Regions from separate parts of the Homo sapiens genome. Here region 1 is linked to region 2. Evidence: chromatin loops called from intact Hi-C (ENCODE). Cell type or tissue: MCF 10A. All regions are shown on one strand. Links, peaks and the distances in the headings refer to the core of each region. The heading gives the core; the rest is flanking DNA. Region 1 overlaps LINC01581 (long intergenic non-protein coding RNA 1581). Region 2 overlaps CHD2 (chromodomain helicase DNA binding protein 2).

Region 1 (15,073 bases), core at 2,487-10,486, 970 kb after region 2:
TGAGGTTGCAATTTGGTTGTTTTGGTTAAAGAAGGAATTGAGATTGTAACATTATGATGGAATTTGATTTTCATTCTCACTATGTACTAGGCACAAAATCATAGAAAATGGTTTCATTTTATGCTTTTATTTCCACTTGAAACATGGGAGTCATACACAGAAACAGCTTTCTTTCAATTACATGGCTAGTAGTAGGTAAAGTGGGACATGGCATTTTGAATCACAAGAATTGGTATGGGCAATATCAAATACGTGAGGAAGTTTGAACTTCCTACAGGCAAATGCCTATAATATACACACTCATATGGTGACGATCCATTCACTTGCTAACTTCATTAGCAAGTGTAAGGTTGGTGCAAACGTAATTGTGGATTTTGCCATTACTTTCAATGGCAAAACCACAATTACGTTTGCACCAACCTAATATTTACCAACCACCTGTAAGTTGGTTGAGCAGGATCAATTCTAGACAACAGAGCAGGGCAGTGAATAGAAAAACCATGTGTCCTTGTCAACCTTACATCTTAGCAGAGACTCGAGCTGGTTCCACCTTTTTGTGAGGAACTCATGCAATTTTCCCCATAAAGGTCCAGTTCACTAAATGGCCTCACATAACTTATCAAAATTGTATGAAGAAAAAAAATTATGTAAGTTTTTAATATGACACTAAAATTGTACTCTTTTCCTAAAGAATTCTTTGCTTACTCCACAAGTGTGCAGCTTAAGGGCATTTAGAATTATTTCTTGTAGATATTCAGATATATTTTAGGTGGAGCTATAGGAAATCGCTAATATTCACCCACTCTTTTTTTCTTTTTTGAGACAAAGTCTTGCTCTATCACCCAGGCTGGAGTGCAATGGCATGATCTCGGCTCACTGCAACCTCTGCTTCCCAAGTTCAAATGATTCTCCTGCCTCAGCCTCCCAAATAACTGGGATTACTGGCATGTGCCACCATGCCCTGCTAATTTTTTTTTTGTATATTTTTTGGTAGAGATGGGGTTTTACCATGTTGTCCAGGCTGGTCTCAAACTCCTGACCTTGTGATCCACCCACCTTGGCCTCCCAAAGTGCTGGGATTCTAGGCACTTTGGGATTCTAGGTGTGAGCCACTATGCCTGGCCCACTCTTTTTTTCAAAAAAAATTTTTTTTTGAGATGTAATCTCGCTCTGTCGCCCAGGCTGGAGTGCAGTGGCGCGATCTCGGCTCACTGCAACCTCCGCCTCTCGAGTAGCTTTTGGGGTACAAGTGGTTTTTTGTTACATGGATGAATTATGTAGTTATGAATTCTGAGGTTTTAGTGCACCCATCACCTGAGTAGTGTACCTTGTACGTAATGTGTAGGTTTTTTATCCCTGCTCCCCCACACTCCTCCCCCTTCTTAGTCTCTAAAGTCCATTACATCACTCTGTATGCTCTGCTTTCTCATAGCTTAGCTCCCACTTATAAGGGAGAACATACAGTTTTTGATTTTCCAGTCCTGTGTTACTGCACTTGGAATAATGACTTCCAGCTCCATCCAAGTTGCTGTAAAAGACATTATGTTGTTCCTTTTAATGGCTGAGTAGTATTCCACATACTATGGAATGTAAAAGAAAAAAATATATATATATAACATTTTCTTTTTTTTTCCTTTTCTTTTTTTGAGAGGGAGTCTTCCTGTGTCACCTAGGCTGGAGTGCAGTGGCACGATCTCAGCTCACTGCAAGCTCCGCCTCCCGGATTCACGCCATTCTCCCGAGTAGCTGGGACTACAGGTGCTGGCCACTGCACCCGGCTAATTTTTTGTATTTTTAGTAGAGACAGGATTTCACCGTGCTAGCCAGGATGGTCTCGATCTCCTGACCTCGTGATCTGCCCGCCTCAGCCTCCCAAAGTGCTGGGATTACAGGCGTGAGCCACCGCACCCATCCCACATTTTCTTTATCTGCTAAATAGTTGATGGGCATTAAGATTGGTTCTACATCTCTGCAATTGTTAATTGTGCTGCTATAAACATACAAGTGCAAGTGTATTTTTCATACAATGACTTCTTTTCCTTGGGGTAGATACCCAGTAGTGGAATTGCTGGATCGAATGGTAGATCTATATTCAGCCCTTTAAGGAATCTCCACTCTGTTTTCCATAGTGATTGTTCTAATTAAGATTCCTACTAGCAGTGTATAAGCATTCCCTTTTCCTCATATCCGCCAACACCTATTTTTTTGACTTTTTATTAATGGCCATTCTTGTAGGAGTAAGGTGGTATCACATTGTGCTTTTAATTTCCATTTCCCTGATGACTAGTGATGCTGAGCATTTTTCCGTATGTTTGTTGGCCATTTGTCTACCTTCTTTTGAGAAATGTCTATTCATGTCCTTTATTCACCCACTCTTGACCTATGAAAACAATTTTATATGATTTAAGTTATGTGCTGTCTAGAATTTTCTGAAGAAAATCAATTAATAGGAGTAATAAGAATATTGTGACATGTTTAAGTGAGATTTCCTAGAGCCCACTGTTTTGGCCTTAGATATCATGGTAAGTCTTGGTTTTAGACAAATACTACATATCACATTAAGGCAGTCTTACTATAATTATAATTTCACAGTAAAAGTCCATGGAAAGTTGTTGCTGACTTTACTTCCTCTCCTAACTACTCACACAGCAGGTGTAATCCTGAGGTCTCAGAACATTCATGTTTATGTCTTGCAATTGATTTTACAATAATAAAAGACAAGACACATGAAGAAATAATGAGACTACTTAAAGAAATAGCAAGGTTTAAATAATGTCACTTAGCTCTTCATGGTTTACAGAAAATTTTATAGGAATTATTATTTTATCTTCTCCTTATAACTATCTTATTAAGTAGGATTTGTGATTCTCATCATACAGATGAGGAAACCAGAGTTTAGAGAGATTAAATCTTGTCCAAGTTTGCCTATCCAGTGGTTAGATTTGAACTCTGTTTATCAAAACCCAAAACTAAATATGTTCTACACTGGTCTGCTCCATGTATCCTGACTTCTTCTTTTTTATTGAAAGAGGTCCTTCTCCTACTGGCCGTGAGTTTTCAATCCTGCATGTTTGTTAATCCATTGCCAATGGAAACGACCAGACAAGAGGAAGATTAGGAATGTCGTGTTGGTTTTTGGAATGGCATTTCTCAAAGAATATTGGGATGAACACTGATTCAGTCAGAGATTTAAAGGTGTTGTGGTCAAAAGAAAATTTTGAAGTTCAGTTAAATGAAGCTAAACAGCTTTATTTCTTTTAGCATAGGGGTTGTCAGAAATTTAAGTAAGCTAATATGCATTTGAATCTTTGAAAAGACACCGAAGAATATATAAGGACACACACATTAAACAGCAATGATTTTTTTGGGAAATAATCCCAAGGCTAGTGTCCCTTTTAGCACATTTTGGGAGTGCTGGATTAGAAAAGTCATCTCAGATTCCAGGTAAATAAATTACTTCTTTTCTTTATGGCAGACTTGCTGTAATGAGAAGAAATAAACATTACTAAACTCATCAAGGTTCGGGTAAAATTTCAGTGCTGTCACTCATCAGCCATGTTGACTGGGACGTATTATTTAGTAGTATCAGTACTATGTTATCTCATCTGCAAGAAGGTGGTAACAATCTCGAAAGAATAAAACTTTTGTTGAGGACTGAGAAAAATGGAAAGCACTTAGCGTAGTACTTGGCAGGCAGTTGGCATTCAGTCAGTGATGATAACTTTTCTTTCCCCCACAACTTGATCTGAGTCTTTGCTTTCCATTCCTGGACTACTGAAGACAATTTCTAAAGATAACACTTGTCAATGGCCCTCATCCAAGAGAATATCACACAAATATGATCTGCAGAGCACAGGGTATAACAGTTCTCACACATTGTGGAAATGTCAAGGTTTATTATGCCCCTGTGACATATTGCCATGGCTTAATTTACATTTCCATTTGCTTTATGAGAAGTTTCTTACTCTGGAACATCTGACCTCTCCTTGATGCCTCTTTTATTCTTCAAACTGCTTTCCTAGCCCATCTGGCCACATATTCTAACCCTTCACTTCTGAACCTGAAATCTAATGAAGCAAGAGTATAAAACAAGCCTCATTTCATTACTCTGCATTTTGTGAGCCAGTGGTTTCAACAGTGTATAGTTATGGGACCATTATAGTACTTTTCCTATGGGAATATCTAATGGCCTTCTGTGGAACAATTTTCTTCTTCTTTTGACCTCTATCTTAATATAATCATTCAAAGGATATTCAGTGCTTTGTGCCAAATTTTAGCCATGACAAACTACTTCAAGATTTCAACTTCATAAGCAAGAGAGACATATTTTCATAAAATGCTTTTTTCCCCCACTTAAGTTAGGTGCTTATTTTATTAAAATGAGAAACTCAGTTGACATTTTTCTACACTCAAACCCCTTTTTAATGGGAGAAAGGGTTGAGAGAGAGAAAAGGAAGGGAGGAAAGAAAAGCAAAAGAAGGTATGTATGCACACCCAAATACTTTTTAAGAAATAGGAACTGTCTCTCAAACTTGATTTTTTTTCCTTTGGCAAAGAAGGGAACCATGCATCTTCATGGGCAAAGTCAAGGTTGGCATATTTGACTCCCATCTGGCTGGGGGCCAAAGTGTAGATGAACAAGCCATTATTTAATTAGTCCAGGCAGAACCGAAGCTTCTGATCTGTTTATCTTACTTCATCTAAGGTAATCAGGATCTGCCATTATGTGAGACTAGCGTGGCTATGTGCAGATATTTCAAGCAGGTGACAGACTGGCAACCGGCCTTCCCCAGGTAAGATGAAAGAAACCAAAAGAGGATCCAAGTATTATTGGGAGCTTCAACCACACTGTGGGCCTTAAAAGAATTTCAAAGAGAAGGTCTCATTTAGTTTAGTCCTTACCATGGTCCCGTGACATAAATACCAATCATTTCACTCACAGGTGAAGAAAAGGAGGCTCAGAAAAGCTGAGCAACTTTTCCAGGGTCACAGAGCAAATGATTGGCAGGCAGAGGCTGCAAATCTAATTCTATCTGCTTAGACTTAAGGGTTCCGGGCACTAAGCAACCCTGCTTTTCACTCACATTACATCTTTTGGCTGCTACAGGCCATTGTTTACTCCTGGAGACTTCTCATTTGGCTCTGCAAATTCCATTTTATTTTTTTTTTTAATGAGAAATCATTTATTTTTTGACTACCTTTCCAAGTACCTGGATAATCCCTAAAAGTAGTACTCATAAACCCATGGAGAAGTTGTAAGACCTGATGTTTTTCTTGTAGTAGATGGAGTATTTGCTATGAACAGCAACATGATGGCTTATTTCCAAGGACTTTCCTCTCTTGCTCTCCTCCTTTCCCCGTCTCCTCATACACACACAGACACACACACACACACACACACACACACACACCACACACATTCATGCTCTCGATCTCACATGCACATATGGCTCACTTGCCCTAAATACAGTGAAAGAGATTTTACATTATTTAATTCATTTTGAGAGAGAGACTGACTTGATTCCTGCTGGTGATTAGCATGACTACAAATGCATGTGAAGCAGGACGGATGGCTAATTCTCCTGCCCTACAATTCAACTTAAACCATAATTCCTAAGATAGATTTCTTCTCTCAATATTAATGGGAACCAGATGCCTCTTGTTAATAATAATGTATGCTCAGGAAAAGAGAGACAGAGAGATTTTTTTTGTTTTGTTTTTCAAAAAATATTAGTGCTGTCTAGCAAGGAAGAATGTATAATTTATACTTAAAAATATATATTTGTGTTGAAATATAGATTTGTATTGAAAAATGTATATTTGTATGGAAATATAGATTTGTATTGATAATCTACCATCATTCAGGTAAGACCTACCTACATTATTTACCTCCCTGCAAGTAGGTAACATAGAATGTGAAAGAGACTTTTCTTTTGAGTTTATGCACTTTGTTCTTTATTTAGTGATATGATTCTCTCTCTCATACAATAAGAGATCAATACGAATGTTAACATGAGTTACTATTTTCCCACTTTATATGACATTTTAAATTTTAATTCCATTTGAGTTGTGATACTAACAGATGAGAAGGTACATGTGTTATTACCATGCAAATTATTTAATTTTTAATTAGGTCAATTCATAGGCAAAACAATACAAAATAAGGCTTATTCTGAAATAGTTACCTCATTTAGAAATTTGAGCGTAGACTGGCCATTTGAACAAGCTTCCTTTATTTCCATTGCCATATGCGGTTGTTCAGTTCTTTTCAAAATAAACTAAGTACTGCCTGCTGTGCACATGTGTTTGTCAGAACCATCCATTCTTGAGTAAGATTTAGGGGTAAAGCACACCAACCAGCAGCCTAATTATTCCAGAGTTTCAAGGTATCCATTCACATGCTCCAATCTGTCCACACTAGAATGAGGGAAATCCCACTGTGTGTCCTTAGGCAAGTCCCTAGACATTGCTGTGTCTTGGTCTCCTCACCTGTAAATGCTGGAAGACAATAATAGCTATCTCACATGATTCTCATGCAGTTTAGGTGAGAAAATACGTATCATTGTCTTCAGCAGCCCTTGGCATAAAATAGGAGATTGATGCGCTTTGGCTGTAATAATTATGATATTATTAATCAAGCAAAATATAACACAACAATAATTTATTGTCCCTTTCACCTTAAAGGGACAAATTATTCCCTTTTCAGATATTCTATAGCACAAATTTTCTGTGCAATCATAGAAGTGTTCAATTTGCTATCGCTTTGCTATATATCATGGTCTTACATGATCACTGTCTCACATAATCATTTAATATATAATATTGTTATATATCATAATTATAATTTTTGTTTTGCTTGTAGCTGAATTTGTTCTCTGCATCACATCTGATAGTCATAAAATTCCAACAAATGGGATGAAACAGAAATGTGCAGCTAGATGTCATATTTTGGGCATCACTAGAGGGAGCCAGAGGTAACAGAGCAATCACGTTTCCCAAAGTAAACTTCATTATGCATTAACAATATTTGCCAAATGTTGATAGCATATCTACAGTAAATACATTATGTAAACTTGTCCCTTGGTTCTAAAGATGTGTACAATATAATCACAGGTCTCAAGGAATTTATAATCTAATCAAAGAAACAAATAATATACATTAAAAACCCATTAAATGATCATGTAAGACGATATATAGCAAAGCAATCACAAATTGAATGCTTCTACGATCTCTCAGACGATTTGTGCTATAGAATGCCTAAAAAGGAAATTATTTGTCCCTTTAAGGTGAAATAACCTGGGAATGTTTCATGCATAAATACGGGCATTGAATAGGGTTTAGAGTACCAGAATCAGCATCCGGACTAGTGGAACCTTTAAAGGATGCAAGGAGTGATGCTGTGAATGTGCCCATCTCCCTCTCATGGAGGGCTCCTGTTTACTACTCTACTCCTTTATCCCTAGGGCATGGATCTGACTCAGCTACTCCCCATGTTAAATGTGGTAAATGGTTCCAACTGCTTCCTGGATTAAACTAAATGTTATAGCCTGGCATCACATGCCTACATTATTTTATTTAGAAGTAAGAATGTAAAGGTATACTTTTCAAGTCAAGGTATAGCTTGACTATAAAAGGGGCTAGCAGGTCATGCGTGGGCTAAATGTTAGGGACAGCGGGGACCCACGGAAGGTTTTTGAGCAGTTGAATATCTTGACTTAGTATCAGTATTAAAATAATTGTATAGGCACAAAATCGATGAATTTATTACCCAAAATTCTTATTCAATTCACTACCTTAAATCCAACTCCACTCATTGGTAGAAATTGAGTTACCAGTAAAATGCTAGTTTTTATGCTTCTTCAAAATTAGTGTAAAAATATGAAAACCAAAAACAATGTCATAAATCTTTCAGGTGTCTTGTCTTCCTTATCCTTTTGGGGTCTGGGGATTGGGGCAGCAACCTTATCAATAGTGGAAGTTACTTTTCCTCACAGACCCATTCAACTTGGAGCATGCCAGTTGTGAAGGTGTTATAGGTTTCCAAGAAATAGGAGCTTGAGAAATAAAGAAAGGAGTATCAATGAAATTTAAAGGGATTTTTTTTCTCTCTCTTAGAAAAACCAAGAATTCACATAAGGTGAGGAACGCTAGTTACTGGAAGGGGAGGAGTGTAATTTCCAAACAGCCTCATCACTGTACAGGATGATCAAGCAAAGCCTTATGACGGTACTGGCCCTTAAAAAACAGCCACTTGGAATAAAAAGTAGCCCTCATAGAGTTAACTTATCTGTGAAAAACCCATTGTCACTTCCTAGATTCTGAGATTTCTAAAAGTATAAAATGTATCATGTAACTTGGAGTATCTAACATGACTTGAGTTTCCACTGAGCATGAAAGTCATTTTTACATCTTTTCAAGTATTAAAGCATGTTTTTAACACTCACTAGCCTACCGAATTCCCCTTCTAGCCTTTCCTATCTTCATGGCACCCAACAGCTATTTTAGAGCAACTGTTCTACTCGAGGCACCCGGTAACTGCAGGAGATTTATGGAGAAACAAGTCATAGCCCTTGCTCACAAGCGGCTGAACTGACTAACCACAGGGATGATACAAGGAAACAAATGCCTATCATGTCCAAAGACTAAATAATATGTAGTGGAAATGCACTGGAGGAAGGCTTCTTGTCTCTTTTGAATTAAAACTCTGAAGAAATATTAAAGGTGGAGTAGATAGTAAAGACATGGGACTAGTAGATGAGCAGAAGCATCCTGGAGAAGGAATAATCAGGGCGAATTTTAAAATGAAAACTGCGTGGAACATGTTCAGAGCACAGCAATACTCCAGTTCAGCTAGATGGGAGAATGCGTGAAGGGGAGAACTGAGAGGGACATCATGCGACAGCTAAATGGGATGAAAGCATTCAGGCCTGGGATACCCAGATACGATATTTGGGTTTATTTCAGAAAGCAGTCAGGAGTCGTTTAGAGCATTTGATGTGGCGAGTAGCTGAGTCCGAGTCACAACTCAGGAAAATTTAAAAATTAGTCATAAAATAACAAGTGAATGAGAAACGGGAAAACCCAGGTAGCAAGGAGACCAGAAATGTTGAGAGAAAGATATGAAGCCCAGATTTTGGGATATTACAGAGAAATGCAATGATTTTGATGTGCTAAAGACAGTTCAGACATGTTGAGCCTGGGAAACAGGAGAATTGACAGCGTTCATAACAGAAATCGGAAAGTTGGGAAAAGAGTTGGAAATTGGACTCTGGAGGTATGGGATTACATAACTATATAGAGGAAGACAATAGATAGATGATAGATAGATAGATAGATAGATAGATAGATAGATAGATAGATAGATATCTTGCACTAAGAAAGAAATATAGGCCTAGAACCAAAGAGAAAATTTAGGCAAAGATTACTTGTTTGGGGCCCTATCTTAGTGCATCACATATGAATGCTGCATCTGTGATTAAAATTACATGAAATACCTAGTTTTGGTTTTTGCTAGGGTGCTTTTTGCTCTGCAAATATATTATGAATCTTATATCTGATTTTCTTTAAGTCAGTTGTCACTTGGTACTAAATTATGTCATGTCGTTAAGGATTTCACAACCTTTGTAACATCAACAATGGTACTGACCACTGTTGACCTGGTTGAATAGTAACTGACTGGTAACATGAAAGCCATCTTCATGATCCCTCTAATCATCGACCCTGGAGATAACATTTAAATACAGTCAAAGCTTAAGCTGATTCATGCACTACTGCTAGAAGCATAAATTTGTACCACTTTTCTGGAGCAAAATACAGATATGTAGCAAAAACTTTAGAAAGTATCTAAATCCTATTACATTGGAAATGCTCTTCTAAGAATGTATCCTAGATGACAGTGACATAACTTGGTTAAAATTGAAGCACCAATTTATTTAATAATAAAAAACTGGGTCATCATATAAAATGTCCATTTATTACAGGTAAGACATGAGATATTAATATAATTGAATACCTCATCTCATTAACAATGATAAAGTACATGTGTATTTACTGAAAATAAAATACAATTTCTTTGTGGAAAATAAAAAGTACCTTATAAAACTATATGCATAGTATAATTATTTATATATTATGTTGGCATATGCATCCACATTAGAATATTTAAAAATGTATTTATCCATATCCATATAGATATATAGATATAGATGGATATATATTTGTGTATGAGGTTGAAAAAATATTTGCAAAGAAATCTGAAAATGCATACATAAAATATTAGTAGTAGTTATCTTTGGAATGTAGCATATGGGGGATTTTTTCCTTAATGGACATTTTCTACAATGAACATACATAAAGTACACAAAACCCCCCAAAGTTTGTAAATATTTAAGTTAATCCAAGTTATTGGAACACTCTGAAAGTCTGGCTTATGAAGGTGAGAGCTGCAGGTCAGAATGCAAACTGAAGGTGGCTTCCAGTTAGAGCCAGGCTGGCCCCAGTGCTGGGCTGAATAGGAGAGCTGGCTGAGCCCTGAGTTTCCGAGCTGAGCGAGTGAGCCAAGTTGGAGCAATCGGTTACAATGGGGGGCTGGCGTGTGCCAGAGGTAAACATGGTACGATGTTTGGAGATGAGGTGTTAAAGACTGCCTCTTCTGAGACAATGTTAAGAACAAGACTTTGTTCTGAGTCTGCTCTTCTGGAAGGCCTCAGCTTCAGTGTCCCCAGTAATCAAGCCAGATGTCTTAACATGGTCACTTTTTCACGGTCTCTGACAGCTGACAAAATGTTTCGTCTGTGAAAAAAATAATGCAATATGGACACAGACACTGAACGATTTAATAAGATATAGCAGATAGTGGGGGGAAATGCCCCAGACAAAAACAAGAGCATCTCTACCTTTGTGGTTGCAATTCAGAGTAAAGGTTTAGAGGGGTTTTTTAAAGTAAATAATTCTCAGTTCACTAAAGGAAATGTACTCAGCAGAGAAATGCTCAGAACAGTGAGATTTTGATGATGGAGACTGACCCCAGGTCATCCCAAAAATGCACTCCCTGGCTTTAGGGAAATAACAAATCCTTGTCAGTACTAGCATTTTTCTGTTTGCTATCAACTTTTGGGGGTTTTCTCATCATCATCATTATTATTAAAAACACATGTCAACAAAATACAACTAATATACATCAGCAGCAAGTGTTCTCTAACAGAAAAGGGGGGGATTTGAACTGCTCAGATGTTTCTGTTAGTTGCCAAAAAAAAAAAAAAAATACATCTGGTGAGTCTTCCTCACTGATTTCCCTCCTATTTTTTCCCTCCTTCTCCTAAGGGAAACTGAATGATTATTTGGACAATATGTCTCAGAACTATGTCGTGTTGGGGCAAGGACTAACCATAAGAGAGGAATGTTGGACGTTGAGAACGTTGCTCATGGCTTCTCCACTGAAGTGACAGAGATGGCCAGGAATAGAATGGTCCTGGGAGGAGAAATATGCACAGATGACATGGCCAGGCACATATTTCCACTTCCTTACAATACTGAGTTACTGACATACTTTTCCAAACCCTAATGCCACATCTTGCTGAGTGTCAGTTAAGATGGTTCAGGTTGCAAGAGAATGAAAGTAGTTTAAACTAGCTGAAACATTAAAGGGAATTTATTTACTTATGCAATTAAAAAGTCTACAGAGGGAGTAAGTTTCAGGTACATTTTATTTTATTTTTTTAAATCAGGGCTCCAGCTGTACTTCTCTGTGTATCTTTCAACTTTTCCCACCTCTGAGTTTCTACTTCAACCATGCAACACACTATCTATGAAAAAAGAGAGACTATGGATGTTCCGCAGCTCCCAGCGATGTTCCTGAGCATTTCATTGACTGGACTGCCTTGTGACCAGTGGTTGCCCTAGGCTTTATTTCCTGAACTAATCACTGTCAGGGAGGATGGCATTACCATAATTGGATTAGACAATTCATGATGTCTACTCAGCCCACGCAAACCATTTGTCTGTAGGGAAAAGGAGGAACAAATGTTGGAGAACCAACCAATGTGTCCTCTGGTGAACTGATGAAGTCATTTTTCCCCAGCTAGAGATATATATAGGTATATATAGTAGTATATATATATAGGTATATATATAGTTATATAGGTATATATATAGGTACATAGGTATATATATAAAGGTATATATGTAGTGGCTTAAAATGGTATAATTAACTACTATATTCTCATTATATATTATATATAGTATATATATAGAATACATATACTATATATACTACTATATTCTATATAGAGAATACTATGTACTATACTACTATATTCTATATACTATATAGAATATATAATAATATATCATACATCATATATAATTATATATAATGTAATGAGAATATAGTAGTTACATGTTATAGTTCTATATATAGTACATATAATATATTCTCATTATATATAGTTGTATATATGATATACAATATTGATAATATAATATATTATAATATATTATATTATTATATAATATACAATATATTATTATATTATATATACCATTATATATGATTATATAAATTTATATAATTTCATATGATTATATGAATTATATAATTTCATATGATTATATGAATTATATAATTTCATATGATTATATGAATTATATAATTTCATATAATTATATGAAACTTAATCTAACGTAATCTATGCCAGGCACCATTCTAGGTACCTGAATGTGTTGAAGAACTGTTTCTAAGGAGCTTATGCTCTAGTGACATGGTATTTGATATATAAAAATATATATGTATATATTTGTATATACAAACCTAGAACATATATAATGAGAATATATGACTACTATATATACTATAACATATACCTACTATATTCTATATACTATATATAGAATATTATATACTATATATACTACTATATTCTATATATAGAATATTATATGCTATATATACTACTATTTTCTATATATAGAATACTATATACTATATATACTAATATATAATATATTAGCATATATTATATTATTAACATACACTCTATATATGATATAATGTATATATTTATATAATATAATGTATTATATATTAAATATATATATGAGAATATATATTGTATATGTATACTATATATAGATCTATAATATATATCTAATATATTCTCATTATATATTATATATAATTATATATCCTATATAATATATAGAATATAGTTGTGTATGTATAGTATATAGTATTCTATATATAGAATATAGTAGTATATATAGTATATAATGTTCTCTATATAGAATATAGTAGTATATATAGTATATAATGTTCTCTATATAGAATATAGTAGTATATATAGTATATAATATTCTATATGTAGTATATAGAATATAATAGTTGTATGCTATAGTATATATAGTAGTTATATATTCTCATTATATATGTTCTAGATTTATATATATAAATATATGCATATGTAATTTTTATATGAAATATCATGTCACTAGAGCATAAGCTCTTCAGAAACAGTTCTTCAATACATCTCAGGTGCCTAGAATAGTGCCTGACATAAAGTACACACAAAATAAATACACTTATTGTTGAATGATTGTTGCATGTCCCAGGTGCTGCATATTTGAACAGAAAGCATAGACCATGCAGCATTCTCCATTCTCCTTCTGCTGCCCCCTCCCCTTCACACAATGCTGCATACAGACCCAGTTGTTCACAAACAAACTTCTTGCAGGCACCTTTAAACCCCAGGCGATTCAGCTTGTAAAAAATCATGTCTGCCTGGCTCCCTAGTAAAAAGACTTCAATCAGATTAGCTCTATGAGATGGGGGCATAGATTGATAGATGGATAGAGTTTGTATTCAAAAGCTATTCCCAAATAGCCTTTTGGTTGCCTTTCTAAAGTTCTTCAGACTGCTCCAAACATTGTTGTTGATAGCTATCAACAGCAAGGCTCCAGAAATGGACATAGAAGGTACATCGTGCCATCATAGAGGACAGATGATACTTTAAGGCTCATTCTGATCTGGAAGTGCTGTTTATTACACCTGCACGATGAGTTTGGGTACCAGATTTGGATCACCTTATTTGGAGTTAGTTTAAACAAGGGGATGTTGTTTCTATGTTTCTGCAGACTTTCATGTGTGTGAGAGGGAGACTAACTGTGGTTATCATTTGACCCAGACCGCTTCCTGAATCAGTCTTATAAGAAGTTTCCCCATTCTTTTTTTTTTTTCTTTTGAGACCAAGTTTCACTCCATTGTCCAGGCTGGAGTGTAGTAGCACGATCTCGGCTCACTGCAACCTCCACCTCCCGGGTTCAAACAGTTCTCCTTCCTCAGCCTCCTGAGTAGTTGGGATTACAGGTGCACACCATCACACCCAGCTAATTTTTGTACTTTTAGTAGAGATGGGGTTTCACCACGTTGGCCAGGCTGATCTCAAACGCCTGACCTGAAGTGATCCACCAGCCTTGGCCTCCCAAAGTGTTGATATTACAGGCGTGAGCCACTGCGCCCGGCCAAGAAGTTCCCTCATCTTTAACTCTTGTGTAATTGCTGTTTTCACTGAAACACAGTTTGCTCAGAGTGGAAGGCAGCTGGGCTGTTTGCTCCTCCTTGGTTCGCAACAAGACAGAACTTGGCCTGAGAGGAGGGCGGGGGATTTATTTGAATAGCATTCCTGAGGAAGACAGGGCCTGTGCGCTAGAACCTTGGATTTCTGGAGTCACCTTGGAGAGGCATTCAGGCTGATAGTAGCTAAATCCCCTGTAAGAAATGCCGTGACTCAACATTCTTATGCTCTGGGGCATAGTGCCTTCATCTTCAGAGTTCTGGACTCTAATCCTGAAGAGTGTGTGCTGGTCCAGAACCTCAGAGATACTCCCTACATGGTTTACATATGAGTAACAATGCTTTGTGTTTTCAGTTTATTCCCAAAAAGGTGAAGGTGAGTGAGTGCATGGGGTAGAAAGAGGGACACTCCCTCTTGTTATCTCCATCACATATCACATTTGCAAACTGATATATCACAAATACTGCACACATAAATTTCTTAGGGTATAAGCCTTTTTTTTTTTT
Region 2 (15,073 bases), core at 3,125-11,124:
TCCATCTTCGTGGGTGTGAAGTAGTCTCATTGTGGCTTGAACATGCATTTCCCTAGTGATTAATGACATGGAGCATCTTCTCATGGTTTTTTTTGGCCATTTGTATAGCTTCTTTGGAGAAATGTCTGTTCAAATCCTTTGCCTGTTTTTGAGTTGGGTTGTTTTTGTTGTTGAGTTTTAGTAATTCTTTTTTTAATGGTATCATGAGCAGTTTACCATGGTCCAAGCTAAAAATTTTAATACTCTTCACACTGAGTTGGTTTTTAAGATAATTTTATTAACTAGTCACTCACTTGTTGCATATTTAGGTTGATGGTGTTATTAATAACTTACAAAATAATTTCTGTGGCTCTTTTTCTCATGGGCTGGGTCCAGGAATATGGTAATGTTTATGGATCTTACCAGATTTTTCCTAAAGGGAGTGAGTTTGCAAAAGCCATCAGTAATTTTTCAAGTGTGTACTTGTGTCACTGCACACTTGAGCCTTATTTCATAGGATGTATTTTGCTAATAAGTGTAAAATGACTCTGTTATTAATTTTTTTGATTCCTAATAATGTGAGCATTTGTCCTTGAATATGAGTATATGAGGAAGAGCCAAGTGGGTAGTGAAGAGAAGTGGATGGGAATCTGGCTTCAGTCTTTCGACTAATCCTTGCATCTCTATTTCAGGCACCATCATGACTCCAAGCGGAGGAGATCCGATGAATTTAGGCCTCAAAATTACCACCAGCAGGATTTCCGACGAATGTCTGATCACCGCCCCGCTATGGGCTACCATGGCCAGGGACCCTCAGACCATTACCGCTCTTTCCACACAGATAAACTGGGGGAATATAAACAGCCTCTACCCCCATTGCACCCTGCAGTCTCAGATCCTCGCTCACCCCCTTCTCAGAAATCTCCTCACGATTCCAAGTCACCCCTGGATCATAGGTCTCCTTTGGAGAGATCACTAGAACAGAAAAACAACCCAGATTATAACTGGAATGTTCGGAAAACATAAAGGACAGCTCGTAAAGGAGAGAGTAAGAGTCACCAAACACGTGGATATTTTTGGTCTGATCCTACAGTAGCCGGTTATCTAGACCAGTAAGTGGAGTTTTGGACATGCTGCTGCTGTCAACTCACTGGCTGAAGGAGCACTTCAAGGAATGGGAGGCCTTTCACTGGGTCCAGCTCTGATTCGGGTCACCACTCCTGCACTTTGGCACCCCATCCCATTCCAGCCTAGTTCTGGCCTCCCACTTTGACGGGCACTTGGAGGAGGAGCTGACTGTGTGTGTACCAGCTTCACTGGGATGTGTTTCCCCAGTCAAGGAACAGGGGATCTTCAGAGTCATGAATGTTTTCTTGCCAGGGTCAGTGTTCCCAGGACCTTAGTGCATGGTCGGGGCAGGAACTGGTGCATGGAGGCTGCTGGGACCTGGTGAACAGTGTGTGATTTGGTTGATTTGGTTCACTCTGACATGATGGATGCTGCTGATGGGGAGTGGCGAGTTGGGGCAAGCGGGTGGGGACAAGCATAGGACTTGAAGGGGAGCAGGTACACCCCTCAAATGTGTTCTTGGGAGAAGTGATACACTCGGCCTCATTATGTGAAACCTGTGGGTGGGGTTGGGGTGGAGAAGTAGAGAGAGGGCAACAGCTTCCACAACTGCTTCATCTCTGCCAACACTAATTTTTCCCACACTGTCTTTGTACATTTCAGAGCTTTGGTCTCCTGAGTGGGCCTCCTTTTCCCACTGTGCCAGGGAAGGTAGGTTTCTCTGGCTGACTGAGTACTGTGAGTGAGGCAACACTGATGCCAGCATGGGTCTTACTTGACTGGGGAGTAGGCTGAGTGAGGGGTAGGGTGGGGTAGGTGGGGAGTAGTGTGGCCAGGGAACTGGAATCCCTGGTGGATTTCTGATTCCTGTGGTGAGAAGGAAAGCTACAGGACCTGGAGAAGGGGATGCAGAGGCAGGCCTGCTGACCAACTTGTTGCAATCACAAAGGTGGGGGTCCTGGTGCAGGCAGTGAACAGGCTTCTAATGTGGGGTTCAGTAGTGCCAGCAAGTGGGGGAAACTTTCAGTATTGCGCTAGGTCAACACTTCCTGCTGCATTTCCTTCCCTTTGCACAGCTTGAAGAAATAGAGTAGACAGAATCACACATCATGTGGTGGGCAGATGGAAATAAGTACCTGTGGTGAACAAGTTTCTACTGTAGTTGGAGATCATTAGAATTGAATTCAGTTTCTCTTAGAATATAATCAGGTATAAACCTAAGTTAAACTTTTTCCCAAACAAGGAGCATCCAAAGACACAGTGACTTGAGCTATAGATAGTAAAAATCATACGAGAGTTGAACTGAGTCAGGTTTAGGAAGCAAGTTTGGTTGCATCAATTAAGCAGGCTCTTTTCAATTGACTGATGCTGGGGCCTTCAGTTTTATTCTCAGTATAGATTGCCAGTATTGTTAAGAGTATCCAAAGGCCTTTCTAGATGGAGACAGAATAACTGACTTGAACATACAGTGTGCCTGTAAGTGTCCAGGCTCAGAGCTGGTGAAAACCCTTCTGTTGGGCGTGTGCAGGGTTAAACTCCTGAAGTAACTTGTGAGGACTTCAGTGCTTGCTGGTGTCCTGGGCAGCACCATGAATGCCTTTACCAAGACATGCCAAGTTGGATCCCCCGAATGAAGCAGATGTGGCTGTGGTGTGACCCTTGCTCCCTGCTACACAGAGCATCGCAGGGCTGGCCTGTGTGGTTTCCAGATGAGGGTCTGGGTCCCGGAAGCTTGTGTTGAGAGCTCAGTGGACCCACCCCGCTTGCTGAACCCTCACAGTTCTTGGGGTTGTCCAGCCTGGACTTGTAGCACACATGTCCTGAAGCAAAGCTCCGGTGACTGCATGAGCCACCTGGCCACAGTCCTCCCATGGAGGGCCTGCCGTGACGCTCAGTGGAGAGGGCAGGGCCTGTGTCTCCACTTAGGCCACACAGTGATGAGGAAACCACAGATGGAGCTTCTTGCCGATAATACTGACTCTAGCCCATGATTGCCTTGCCCAAGCCAAAGAGGAAGGTTAGGTTGGCTTGTCGAGCCCTTGAGCGTTGGGAGATGGGGTGGGAAGGAGGTGAGCCCCTGCAGAGAGTTGGGTAGTGTCCTTCAGGAATGAAAGGAGGGGCAAAGGAGTCACCAGAGGTCCTGCATTTCCATCAGGGTTTCCACAGTCATCAGGGCTTCTCTCTTGAGTTGCTGATAGGAGATGTGAGTTATGCCCAGAGATGTCTTATCGTGAGGAAAAAGAAACTTCCTTTTGTTCACATTTAGGACTCTCAGTGCCATATGAAGTAGCAAAAGGCAGTATCGGCCAGATCAGTGTTACATTGATTCTAAAATTACAGTGTCCCCATTAGACAACTATTTTAGGTGCTGGAGTATGTTTGAAGAGTGTGCTGGGAAAAAGGAAGCATTTCTTCATTGATTTAAATCAGTATGAATATTATATGCCTAAATAAAAAATTTGCACAGGTAAATTCTCTCACTTGTGAATGGGAGAAGCTGCCCCAGGAATCTGTGAGGATGGTATTCCCTGGAGTCTGGCTTTGAAAGATTTCATTGTTGGTAGAAATAACAGGTTGAGAAAGAGGGAGTTAGCATCACCTAAAACCTGCACGTGAACAAGGGTTGACATGATACACTATGGCCTTAGAAAAGGGCCAGGTGAAACCCCAAGCTAATCACTGCGGTCTTTCAGAGCCGGACAGACAGGTGCCAGCAGAGCCCGGGGCTCACTCTCCTTTCAGTCATTCCTCAGCCCTTCGAAGGGAAGCCCAAACACTTTGCACGCTGTGCTGCAGACATTCTGGCCTGGTGTGTCTGAAAGTTGCATCAGTCCTCACGGTGCAAACACAGTTGATTTAGGAAGTCACACAATGACACTGAAATCCTACAGACCAAAATCCACTTGTCAGCAGGAGCAGCAGCCCAGGCCCAGCACCAGCGGTCTTCCGGCTCCTCTGAGGGCTGCCACGTTGGGCGAGGGGAGCCATGCCAAGGGTCCAGGCTGCTTTAGGCCATCTGTGCCCCACTCATCTGGGGACAGATGGTTTTTCTTTATTGTAAAATTGTGGACTTTTAAAACCTGTTGACTAAACAGTAATTAATTTATATTTGTGAAAAATGCCACTGTCCTAGTGATTTCTGATGTAAATAATGTTGTTTATATAGTATGTATTAAATTTTCCTACATTGTAAAACTGCTGTACTTTTGATTCTTGTATATTAAAAAGTGTTACTGAGCATTTTTAGAATTGGGCTAACACGTTGCATTGCATTGTGGTGTGAGCTCTGTGACTAGAGATACCGCCTTGTCTACCTTCCCTCGTTGGTTGCTGGGTCACATCCAGATGTTTTGACAGCTTGTGAAGTGGAGTCTTTTAAAGTTGCATTTCCCTCCATCCAGTACCAGTTGCATTGTTGCGTACCGGCCTTAACACCACAGATACCTAAGCTGTTCCTGAGTATGCCGTCGTCGAGGTGAACAGCTCCCTGGCCGAGCAACTCCAGGCTGTGGCCCACAGCTCTGCACTTGAGGGAGGGCCAGGGTTGCCGAAACCGGTAGTTAATTCCCGTGGGTTAGTCCTGCCTGGGGGGATCCAGGGAGACCTAGGGGGGCCACCCCTTCTATCCTGAAGGAAATAACACTGTGTCTGCCAGCCTGTAGCTTTGAGGGTAATTTAACAGATGGGGTCTGGGGGGTGGCATTTTATAATGGAAACACTGACACAAACGTTAGCTTTAGTATTCTGGCACAGGGGCAGGCCCAGCTCTGGTGCAGCCCAGACAGAGGAAGGGTGGCACAGCCTGCGGGCGGAGATCTCTGTCTGAATAAGGGTTGAAGTTTGCCCAGATCCACGATTTTCACTAATGTTTTGGTGACTTTGAGACTAGCTCTTAAATCTTGATACCAAATAAGCCATGTGTCTACTGAGAGCTGAGCTGTCAACTGCTGTGACTCCGCTCCGTCAGCCCAGGGGACTTGGACGCAGGGGCCCTTGCCAGCCCTGGCCCGCGCTGGAGCGGGAGGCTGGGATTTTTAGTTCACGTAGTTCTTGAGAAAGACGAAGAAAAGCTGAGGGCTCTTGGTGCCCATCAAGAAACGACTCACAATCGTGTTGTAACTCATGACTCAGCTGGAACAATTTGGGGAAACTTTAAGAACAAGTACTGCAATAATCAGCTTATTATGACTTACAATAGCAACAAGGCTTCGAAACTGCCAGCTGCCAAAACGCCTGCCTTTTACTGGAAGCGGCCGGCCCAGGGCCCCTGCCTCCTCCCTCCTCCCTGGCAGGGCCTCGCACGCCTGGCATCACGGCAAGCCCTCCTCAGTCAGCGCCAACAGAAAGGTCACTTATTGAAACCCAAGTCCCTGCAGTTTGCCAGACCAGAGTCGGCTCCAGATTCCAACCTGTGGCTTTTAAAGGCGCAGGACCAGCTCTGATGTGAGGCGTTGCCTTAACTGAAGCCCCCTGCACCAGTCCTTTCTGTCATATCTCATGGGACCCATTTGGTCTCCCAGCCCACCTCAAATCTGTTCTGATCAGTGAGCGGGTGGGGAGGAGAAGGTGCAGCTGGATTCAGTGAAAGTTCCATCCTGCAGAAACCTGGGCACTAATTGAGGAGCTGTTCCCGCTGCTGCCGGTGGGCCCCTCCCCCAGGCTTGACGTCTTGGGGGTGTTCTGGTCAGTTCTGCTGGCGTGTGATGTGGTGGATGACAGTGTGCTCAGGCCACCTGGTTTTGCGCTGAGCCTCCTGCTGTCTGGCTTTGTGTGGGAACATGGACCAGTCCATGGCCTAAAGGCTTCTTACCTCGAAGATGGGCAGAACAATATCCACTTCCGGAACATCACACGTGAGCTTCCTCTTAATTTCTTTAGTGACCTAAGAAGGAATTGTTGCTAAAACACGGGCCCCGTTAACCACAGGCACTGTGGTGGCCCTCGGGGCGTTGGGGGGCTGTAAAGGGGCCTCCCGAGTCAGCGCATTGCCCCCATGTGGTCCCTCCCCATGTTCAGCTGGGTGATCACCTTGCATCTTCACCTGCAAAGGAAGGAGGCCGCTTCTTGGGTTCATGCGGTTTTTAAGTGAGAGTGTGCACAGTGGAAAAGGAAAAGGTTTGTAACCCTAAGGGCGACCTGGAAGAGACAGCATTCAAAGTCCTTGGCTGGGGAATGGGTGGAGAGGGTTGAGTCAGAGGGCAGCTGGATGGGTTGAGGCAGACTAAGGACAGAGCTTGCCCGGCCTGGAGGGCAGGCCCGGTGAGCACCGGGCCCAGCACCTCCCACTCCAGAGACTGCAAGACAAGCGAGCTGCCCTCTTGGAGCCCCATTGGCCAGGGCTTCTGGAAAGCCGCAGCTTGCTGTGCGGGGAGACTAAACCCCAGCAGGAAGGCCCAGCAGGGACTAGAACCCCCAGGAGCTCATAGTCTCATGGGGGAGACACTGCTGGAACCAGACAGTTATGGGAGAGGACGTTTTCCTTGAACCAGGTCTCCAGCCCCTCCTGTGGGCTGGTCCTGCTCCAGGAGCTGGACCCGCGCAGTGAACCAGGAGGATAAGGGCCCTGGCCCCTTGGAGTTGGTATTCTAGCTGGGGTAGGGGTTGGGGGCGGGCCCTAGAGAAGCAAACAGTAAGAGGACAAACGTCACATGAGTGCCAGGGAGAAAACAGCCAGAGGTAGAGGGACAGGGTCGTGAAAATCCTGGATCTGGGCAAACTTCAACCCCTACTCAGACGGCCAAGCCCTGGCGATGAGGATGGGCGGTCAGGAAGGCACGTGGGCCAGCGGGTGGGTGCCGGGCATGGCTGGACAGACTGGATTTGAACATTGGCTCTGTCTCTTACCAGCTGGTGTTGTGGAGCACATTCTCTATCTCCAAGCCTTAACTACAAATAGATACTGACAGCTTCTCACCAGGCTGGGCAGGGACAAGTGAGGTCCCTGAGGTGCATGTCAGGTGGGCTCGGCAGCTGTCATGATCAAAGGGTGGCACTGGGGCCTGTGCGGTGTTTGGGATCAGCTCCCACTCTCTGAAGCCTAGACTGAGGGCCCCTGAGCGAATGTGGTTCTAGAACCATCCTGCAGAGGGCAGCAGATTTCCACAAACAGCCTGCCCGGCACCCAACACCTAAACCCAACCCAGGGAAGGTTCCGGGCTCTTCCCTTGCCCGGGTGGGTCTCTCCCCCTTGGAGCCCACAACAAAGCCCCCCACACCCCAGGAGATGTGGAGCCACGTGGCTTCCGCAGGAAGGGAGACGGACGGGGAAGAGAGGGGCAGAGGCTGCAGGGAGAGGCAGCCTCACTGCCCTCCAAGAGCAGGGGACGCGAGGGGACAGGCTGCCCCGTCCCCAGCCTCCTTCATCCCTACTTCCAGCCCTTGTGCGGGGACGCACAGGGGGTCCTGCTCTGCAGTCCAGCCTCTCCTTCCTCCCACCTGGGAGGGGCAACTGTAGGGACCCTTCTGAGCCACAAGGCCCCCCTGGCATCACCGGCTGTTCTCGGTGACCTTCACCTTAATGTCCAAGCGCCCTGGTTTGGGTCTGGGGCCCTCTGTGACCTGCCCCTGCTGGCCACTCGAACCTTCTTGAGTCCCCTCACTGCAACCAGCCCCAGCTGCTCTCGGCCTCAGGTGGAGGAGGCCAGCTCCGCCTCTAGGGCATGGTCCCTTTCTTCCTCCTCCATCACCTCCATCTGCCCGCTGAGCACCTGGTGGTCTTCAAGAATCAATTCCGGCCATCTCTGGCTCTGCTGTTCCCATCTCCATGCCTGCTGGTGTCTTCCCCAGGCATCCCACAGATGCCGTCAGAGCCCCTGGCGCCCCCACCTGAACGAGGCTCCCTCGGAAAACCCAGGTTCTGTTCCTCTCTAGCTCCGCTTCCTGCCTCCACAGGTGCAGGTGAGAGGTGACAGCGTGCTGGCAGCCCTCAGAGCCCTCGCTTGCTCTCAGCACCTCCCCTGCCTGGGCTCTCACTTTGGCGGCATTTGAGGAGCCCTTCAGCACCCCCTGCACTGTGGGAGCCCCTTTCTGGGCTGGCCAAGGCTGGAGCCCACTCCCTCAGCTTGCAGGGAGGTGTGGAGGGAGAGGCGCAAGCGGGAACCTGGGCTGCGTGCGGCACTTGCAGGCCAGCTGGAGTTCCGGGTGGGCGTGGGCTTGGCGGGCCCCGCACTCGGAGCAGCCAGCCAGCTCTGCTGGCCCCGGGCAATGAGGGACTTAGCACCCAGGCCAGTGGCTGCGGAGGGTGTACTCGGTCCCCCAGCCGTGCCGGCCCACCGGCGCTGCGCTCGATTTCTCGCCGGGCCTTAGCTGCCTTCCCGTGGGGCAAGGCTCGGGACCTGCAGCCCACCATGCCTGAGCCTCCCACCCACTCCATGGGCTCCTGTGCGGCCCGAGCCTCCCCGACGAGCACCACCCTCTGCTCCACGACGCCCAGTCCCACTGACCACCCGAGGGCTGAGGAATGCGAGCGCACCGCGCGGGACTGGCAGGCAGCTCCACCTGCAGCCCCGGTGCGGGATCCACTAGGTGAAGCCAGCTGGGCTCCTGAGTCTGGTGGGGACGTGGAGAGTCTTTATACCTAGCTCAGGGATTGTAAAAACACCAATCAGCACCCTGTGTCTAGCTCAGGGTTTGTGAGTGCACCAATCGACACTCTGTATCTAGCTGCTCTGGTGGGGATGTGGAGAGTCTTTATGTCTAGCTCAGGGATTGTAAATACGCCAATCAGCACCCTGTGTTTAGCTCAAGGTTTGTGAGTGCACCAGTCGACACTCTGTATCTAACTAATCTGATGGGGACGTGGAGAACCTTTGTATCTAGCTCAGGGATTGTAAACGCACCAATCAGCGCCCTGACAAAACAGGCCACTCGGCTCTACCAATCAGCAGGATGTAGGTGGGGCCAGATAAGAGAATAAAAGCAGGCTGCCCCAGCCGGCATTGGCAACCCACTCGGGTTCTCTTGAGCGCTGTAGGAATCATCGTGAAGGTCTGCAGCTTCACTCCTGAGCCAGCGAGACCACGAACCCACCAGAAGGAAGAAACTCCGGACACATCTGAACATCAGAAGGTACAAACTGCAGAGGCGCCACCTTAAGAGCTGTAACACTCACTGCGAGGGTTCGCGATTTCTTTCTTGAAGTTAGTGTAGACCAAGAACCCACCAGTTCCAGACACACAGGGGGCTGGGAAACTGTTCCAGGGTGAACGCAGTACCAGGTCCTCTAGGCTCATTCCTTATTGTGTCTGGGTGCCCTGGTCCCTGGCTAAACAGTGGCCTGGAGGCACTTGCTGCGCTTGGAGCCTTCTCTTGTGGGTGCCCAGAGGAGCCAAAGCGGGTGCTACCTTCTCTGGGGGCTGAGGAGGCTCGGAATTCAGCCAGACTTCAGGTCCCTGCTCCCCAGGCTTCGCAGACGAGGGGGCATATTTAAAGCAGACAGGAGACAGGTCCTAGCTTAGAGCGGCTGTCTAAGACTCCTTGCTGGACTTGATGTTATCCCTTTTTCTGTTGGACTGTGGGAAGAGTCAGGGGACCTTCCTGCCGCTGAGCTGGAGTGGTGATGGGGCTTTAGGGGGTTGGGGCAAGTAGTAAATAGGGGGAGTTTGCTGATATCCTGGTGTTATTTTAGTATTTTAGCATCTACATGGCTGTGCTGGACTCATGGGCTCGTGGCCCTAGCTGCTTAGGATCAGGCCCAGGCTCTGCACTGCGGGGAGGTGGGGAGGTGGGGAGGTCTGGGCAGCAGCAGCACGGTGCGGCGTCAAGTAGCTCGCACAAGAAGGACTCAAGGCCCAGCGTGGAGACCCAGGGCCCTCACTGCAGGCAGGCTGAGAGCATGGGCTCTGGAGACAGCTCACCTTCAAATCGGGTTGCATCCTGGCTGCTGTGACCGGGCCTGGGTGGTTAATCTTACAGGGCCTCAGCGTCTGCACCTGTAATCCTGGGAGAACAGTGTTATTTTCCTGATGAGAGAACAGAGCCTGGCACATGCTAGCACCATGTGGGGCGAACCCTCATTACTGTGGTCCTCCAGGGTATACGCATCCTCAGCAAGGCCTGGCTAATGCTTGGTGATCTGGCCGGAGGTGGAGCCCATATGCCTGCCCTCCCTGGACCAGGACAGGCTGGCAGTGACACCTCTGTGGTCCCCCTGGCTTCATCTGGGGCCACCTCTTTCCACATTGTGTTAGGCTCCTGCTGACCCGTACTACAGGGCATCTTCACCTTCTTTGGACCCCATCCCACATCGCTCTGCCCCAATCCTGGAGTGCTTGTTGTCTCCTTCACTTTCTCAGCCCTGCTCTGACAGTGGAAGCAAATACTAATCAGATAAAAGAATCCCTACCCAGTTATACTGATTTAGTACTTCCCAAACGTGGGACTACAGATATATGGTGGGGAGGATGGTTCTTAGAGGTCTCTGGAAGAATTTAAACCATTTTGTTTTCATTTCATTTATTACTAATTTTTGAGACAGGGTTTCACTCCTGTCTCCCAGGCTGGAGTGCAGTGGCACGATCTTGACTCACTACGACCTCTGCCTCACAGGTTCAAGTGATTGTCCTGCCTCAGCCTCCTGAGTAGCTGGGATTACAGGCATGCGCCACCACGCCCGGCTAATTTTTGTATTTTTAGTAGAGATGGGGTCTCACCATGTTGGCCAGGCTGGTCTCAAACTCCTGACCTCAAGTGATCTGCCCACCTTGGCCTCCAAAAGTGCTGGGATTACAGGCGTGAGCCACGTGCCCCGCCTATGTTTTCATTTTAATGAACATCTTTTAAAATCAATTTAAAGAAATCCTGGAGCATTCGGAAGAGAGGGAGGGAAGAGGGACCCACGACTTAGGATTGTATCAGTGCCAAGGGGTCAGTGCTGCTTGACCCCAGGAGGATGGGGGAAACGTGCTGACGGTTGTCACAGGGCCTGAGTGGCAAGCAGAAGGGAGCTAAAGCACTGCTTGGCACCCAGGACAGGCGCTGAGCTCCGAAGAACCTGGGTCCTGGCAGCCGCTCCTTCCTCCCATGAGACAGCCTATTTGGTGTCTGCAGAACATCATCCACTACTTTAAATGAATGCTGTTCATTTGAGTTTTATTGGTTTTGTAGTTTTGTTTAGCCTTGATTGGTAAATGTGTCTTGATTTTATACTTGAAAGGAGAAATAATTACAAAGAGTTTATACCTAGCCTTATGAATAATAAAATTGACTCGAAGCAGCCCTGGAAGGCCTGGAGGAGTATTGGCCCCTAGACAGTCTGTACATTATAGGTGTTTGGGAACCCAGCTGTTGATGACCTAGACCTGTGGGTAAACAAGGCTGCCTATGAGATGGGCCTGTGCAAAGAAGCCACCTTCTACCGAGGCTTACTGGGCACCAGGCTCTGGGCCTGTTGCTTTGTTGCATTATTTTTTTTTTTCATTTAGTCTCCCGACAATCCTATGGAGTGGCATTTATCTCATTTTTCAGCTGAGGATCCTGAGGCCCAGACACGTTAGGTAACTTGCCTAAGATCACAGAGCAGGGAATTGGATCTGCTAAAACTTTATTGACGGCATATGTTAAAGACAGTAAGAAAGACTTTATTTGAGGTGGGGGGCAGTGTTGGACAGGGACCGCTGCAGCTGGGAAGAGAGATTGGGGTCCCCTCTGAATACAGTACAGGCAAGTGGGAATTGATGGCCAAGGAGCAGGGTGGGCTCAGTGGATGGAAAACCTCTTAAGAGGAAACACCTGGGGGGATTCTTGCTGAAGGCAGGCCAGGTGATCAGACGTCCCCTGGAGGCCGTGGGGCATGAAGACCACGATCAGACAGGAAGGGCAATCAGATGTGGAGGGCGGAGGATTCCAGCAAGACCAATTTAGCAGGACTCTTGCTAAAACCGAACAATCCAGAGACAAACACGGAAGCCCAAAGCCCAGGCCTAACTGGAAGGCTCAGGGCGGCCTGAGGAGAGATGGGTCAAGGCGGGGATCATTGTCAGAACTCAGATTCTAGCCCGACTCTGAAGGCCGAGCCTGTCACCACCTCATGCAATGGCTTTCCCTGCGGTCTCCCAAGGGGCTTTGCGCCAGTATGAGCTTATGTAGTTCTTCCCGCTGCCCAGTGATTAAGGCCTAGTCCTGCACCCAGTTGATAGCTAGGGCAGTGAGGCTCAGACACAGCCTGTGGCTTAAGATGAGGGTCAGAGAACCTCCTGTGAGCTCCGTGAGGACAAGGGTGTGCCGCTTCCTTCTGCCACCCGCATCCCCTTCCCTGATGGGCTGGTCACCGTGAAGGGCCCCCTCCCCACACTGCACGTGTAACTCGTGTTGTTACATATGTAAGTATGATTACACGTGTAATCACACATGTGACTCGGTTAGTGTCTGTCTCTCACCACTAGAGGTCAGTCCCGTGAGGGCGGGCACATTCATTCGAGCGACCACAGCTGTACTGCCGACATCAAGCATAGCCCCCCAGCTCATCACGGGGCCTCATGACGTATTTGTTGAATGCCTGAATGTGCCCCCAAATCCAGACTACGACCAGCCACATCGGGGGTGGCCTACAAATGTTTGTGCCAGGAAGGAAGGGAAGAAGGACTCCTCTTGTTTTATGCAACCAACACCCACCCTGGGGCACTTGCCTTAAGGGATTAATCTGAGATCATTAGCAGAGAAAGGGAAGGTCAAGTCCACTCAAGAAGGCGGTTGCCGGAGTTTTCCTGCTCCACCCTGGGGAGGGACCCCTGGCCCCGCAGACCTGGTCCCTGGTGGTCCCGGCCCCAGCCTTGACCTGAGGGCCACTCAGCGGCCCTGCTCATCAAACCGCTCTGATGGAGCCTGCCTGCCCTTTGAGCCCCTCCTCAGTCAGCCTCCCAGTGGGGGCCTGGCCCCACCCTCTGCTCACCCCAGAACCAGAGCCCTGGTTTGACTCCGCCCCTGCTGTGGGGCTCACGAGCATGCCTTGAACACAGGCTGCCTGTGCCCCCTGGAGCGCCCCGCCCCAGCTCGTTCTCTGCCCTCAAGCGAGGAGTAGGTGGGCGCAGTGAGCGGTGGGGTGGACGCGTGCTCTCCTACCAGACCCTGCTTGTAACCTGGAGTGGGTCAGTTGGCTTCTCTTTGCTTCTGTCTGTCCGTCTGTAAACCAGGGCAATATCTGCTTTCTAGGGTTTTTGTGAAATTTGACAAAGCAATGCAGGACTCGTTTCTATTTCCCAAGGAGGTAGACGTGGTGTCCAGAGGACGACAAAGATGGCAGCTCACCATGCACGTGGACCAGAGCCCACTCCATGGCTGGGCGAGCTGGGCAGTGGGTGACTGGCAGGAAATGGTCAGCTTGGAGGAACGGTGCCCTCGAGGTGGTCAGTAACGGGAGGGCTGAAGAGAACAGCGGCCAGTTACTAAGAGCACACGGTGGGCCGGCCGCCGCGCTGCATGCATTACATTTCATCTTCAGGACCGCCACGTGAGGGAGGTGGCGTCATTGTTCCCTCACAGCTGAGATAGCTGAGGCTGCAAAACAAGGAAAACCCACCCTTTTCATGCAGCCAGTAGGTGACAGAGCTGGGAGCCTGGATCGGGTCTGGTTCTGGAGCCCGGGCCCTTCCTTCGGTCTGGGTGTGTCTGTGCCCATGCCACTGTCCATCCCTGGCCATCCAGGCCCGTGAAACACAAGGTCCCTCCCCCTAGGCCAGGGCGTGGCGGGGTAGGGTGGGGCTGGTCCAGTGGACAGAGCTCTTGCATCGTTTCCTTGACGGGGTGCTTTGGGGACTGCTGCTTCCCATATTGCCAACTGCCTTATGTCCTTTACAGTCCTGCGGTCAGCATGGCCCCGAGCCAGCTCACCAGGGTAATAAACTGCCACAAGCCCCTTCTCTGTAACAGCTGACGCTGGCCTTGTTGCACAGATGGAGCTCAGAGTGAGCTCAAAACCAATTCCCCAGACAGTGTCTGAACACGTCTTTGTTCTTCTCTGGGCAGATCTGCTTGGCCAGACACATTCTGCTTTGGCTGAACGGCCTGGAGAGGGCTCCAATTCCTGCTGGGGAGAGCTGAGGGAGCAGGTTTGAGTTCAGATGTGGAAGAATCCAAGTGCCGTCTCAGGGTCACCCTGGGCAAGGACAGGGTGATGCTGGGCGACATGAATGTTTTCGCCTTGGGATCTGGGCTGCCTGGGATCACAGCCCTCATTCCGGAACGCCACTGACATTACGAGCGTGCCTTGCACACTGGCTGCCTGCAGCTGTCTATTAATTCAGACCATCCTGCTAGGACTTTCTGAGAGTGTTAGTTTCTGTTCCTTTGCCTTCAGGGTTCTGCTACTAACACCATGTCTATATCTTAGGGAGGGAAGGATTAAAAAGTCGAAATGTTGAAAAGCCCTGCAGGATGGGGAAGGTGGCTAAGGAAAGCTGTTGATAGCAGGGTTGGGGGCCTTGGCTGTGCCGATTCAGAAGGTGGTGGTTTCCCAGGGGACAATGGGAACTTCCACGGAATGAGGTCTGTAGACTCCTGGTTAGAGGGTTTGGGGGGCAGGGGTCTTCCCATTGCAGCAAGCTTCTTTCCATTGTTTCAAGGGTTTGGTAAGTAAGGCCAATCAGACCAAAGAGATGTGATTTCTGGACCATACCTGAGATTTGCACACAGGAAAGTGCAGTCCCTGCCCTTGTGTGTCTTGTCTGCTGGGAGACACAGGTATGCGAGGGCGGAGGGTGGACTGTTTCTTCAAGATGCCCTCTCCCCAGTTCTGGCTGGTCAGCCTGGGAGTATGTCAGGGCAGGGGTGGCGTGGCATGCAGGAGCTGCCCCATGGACATTGCCTTAATGAACGAAACTGTTAGTTGTTTTTTTTTTTTTTTTGAGACGGTGTCTTGCTCTGTCGCCCAGGCTGGAGGCTGGAGTGCAGTGGTGCGATCTCTGCTTGCTGCAAGTTCTGCCTCCCGGGTTCACGCCACTCTCTTGCCTCAGCCTCCCGAGTAGCTGGGACTACAGGCGCCCACCACCACGCCTGGCTAATTTTTTGTATTTTTAGTAGAGATGGGGTTTCA

The links. A loop is a pair of places that touch in the nucleus more often than their neighbours do. Peaks named below come from ENCODE experiments on the same cell type or tissue, not always from the same donor. Only the 100,000 strongest peaks of a DNase experiment are listed, where the experiment ranks them.
Region 1: a loop joins it to region 2, with 12 times the contacts of the local background. A loop is called at or near these places in 20 of 110 quality-filtered maps.

What each region holds. Positions count from the first base shown.
Region 1 is chr15:93,990,290-94,005,362 of GRCh38, forward strand. It overlaps LINC01581 (long intergenic non-protein coding RNA 1581), which reads right to left. Exons shown (of 9, transcript NR_120320.1): 3 at 11,387-11,470. Among named protein-coding and RNA genes, the nearest start is that of LINC01580, 97 kb to the left of the region's middle. In MCF 10A, for the core only: a CTCF peak has its summit at 6,962 (motif pointing right); no DNase peak of the experiment used is centred there.
Region 2 is chr15:93,023,701-93,038,773 of GRCh38, forward strand. It overlaps CHD2 (chromodomain helicase DNA binding protein 2), which reads left to right. Exons shown (of 39, transcript NM_001271.4): 39 at 672-4,296. The coding sequence ends at 1,005. It overlaps RGMA (repulsive guidance molecule BMP co-receptor a), which reads right to left. Exons shown (of 4, transcript NM_020211.3): 4 at 11,571-15,073. Among named protein-coding and RNA genes, the nearest start is that of RGMA, 58 kb to the right of the region's middle. RefSeq lists enhancers at 4,746-5,252, 8,291-8,795, 12,491-12,630. In MCF 10A, for the core only: a CTCF peak has its summit at 7,148 (motif pointing right); DNase peaks (open chromatin) are centred at 5,201, 6,221 and 7,131.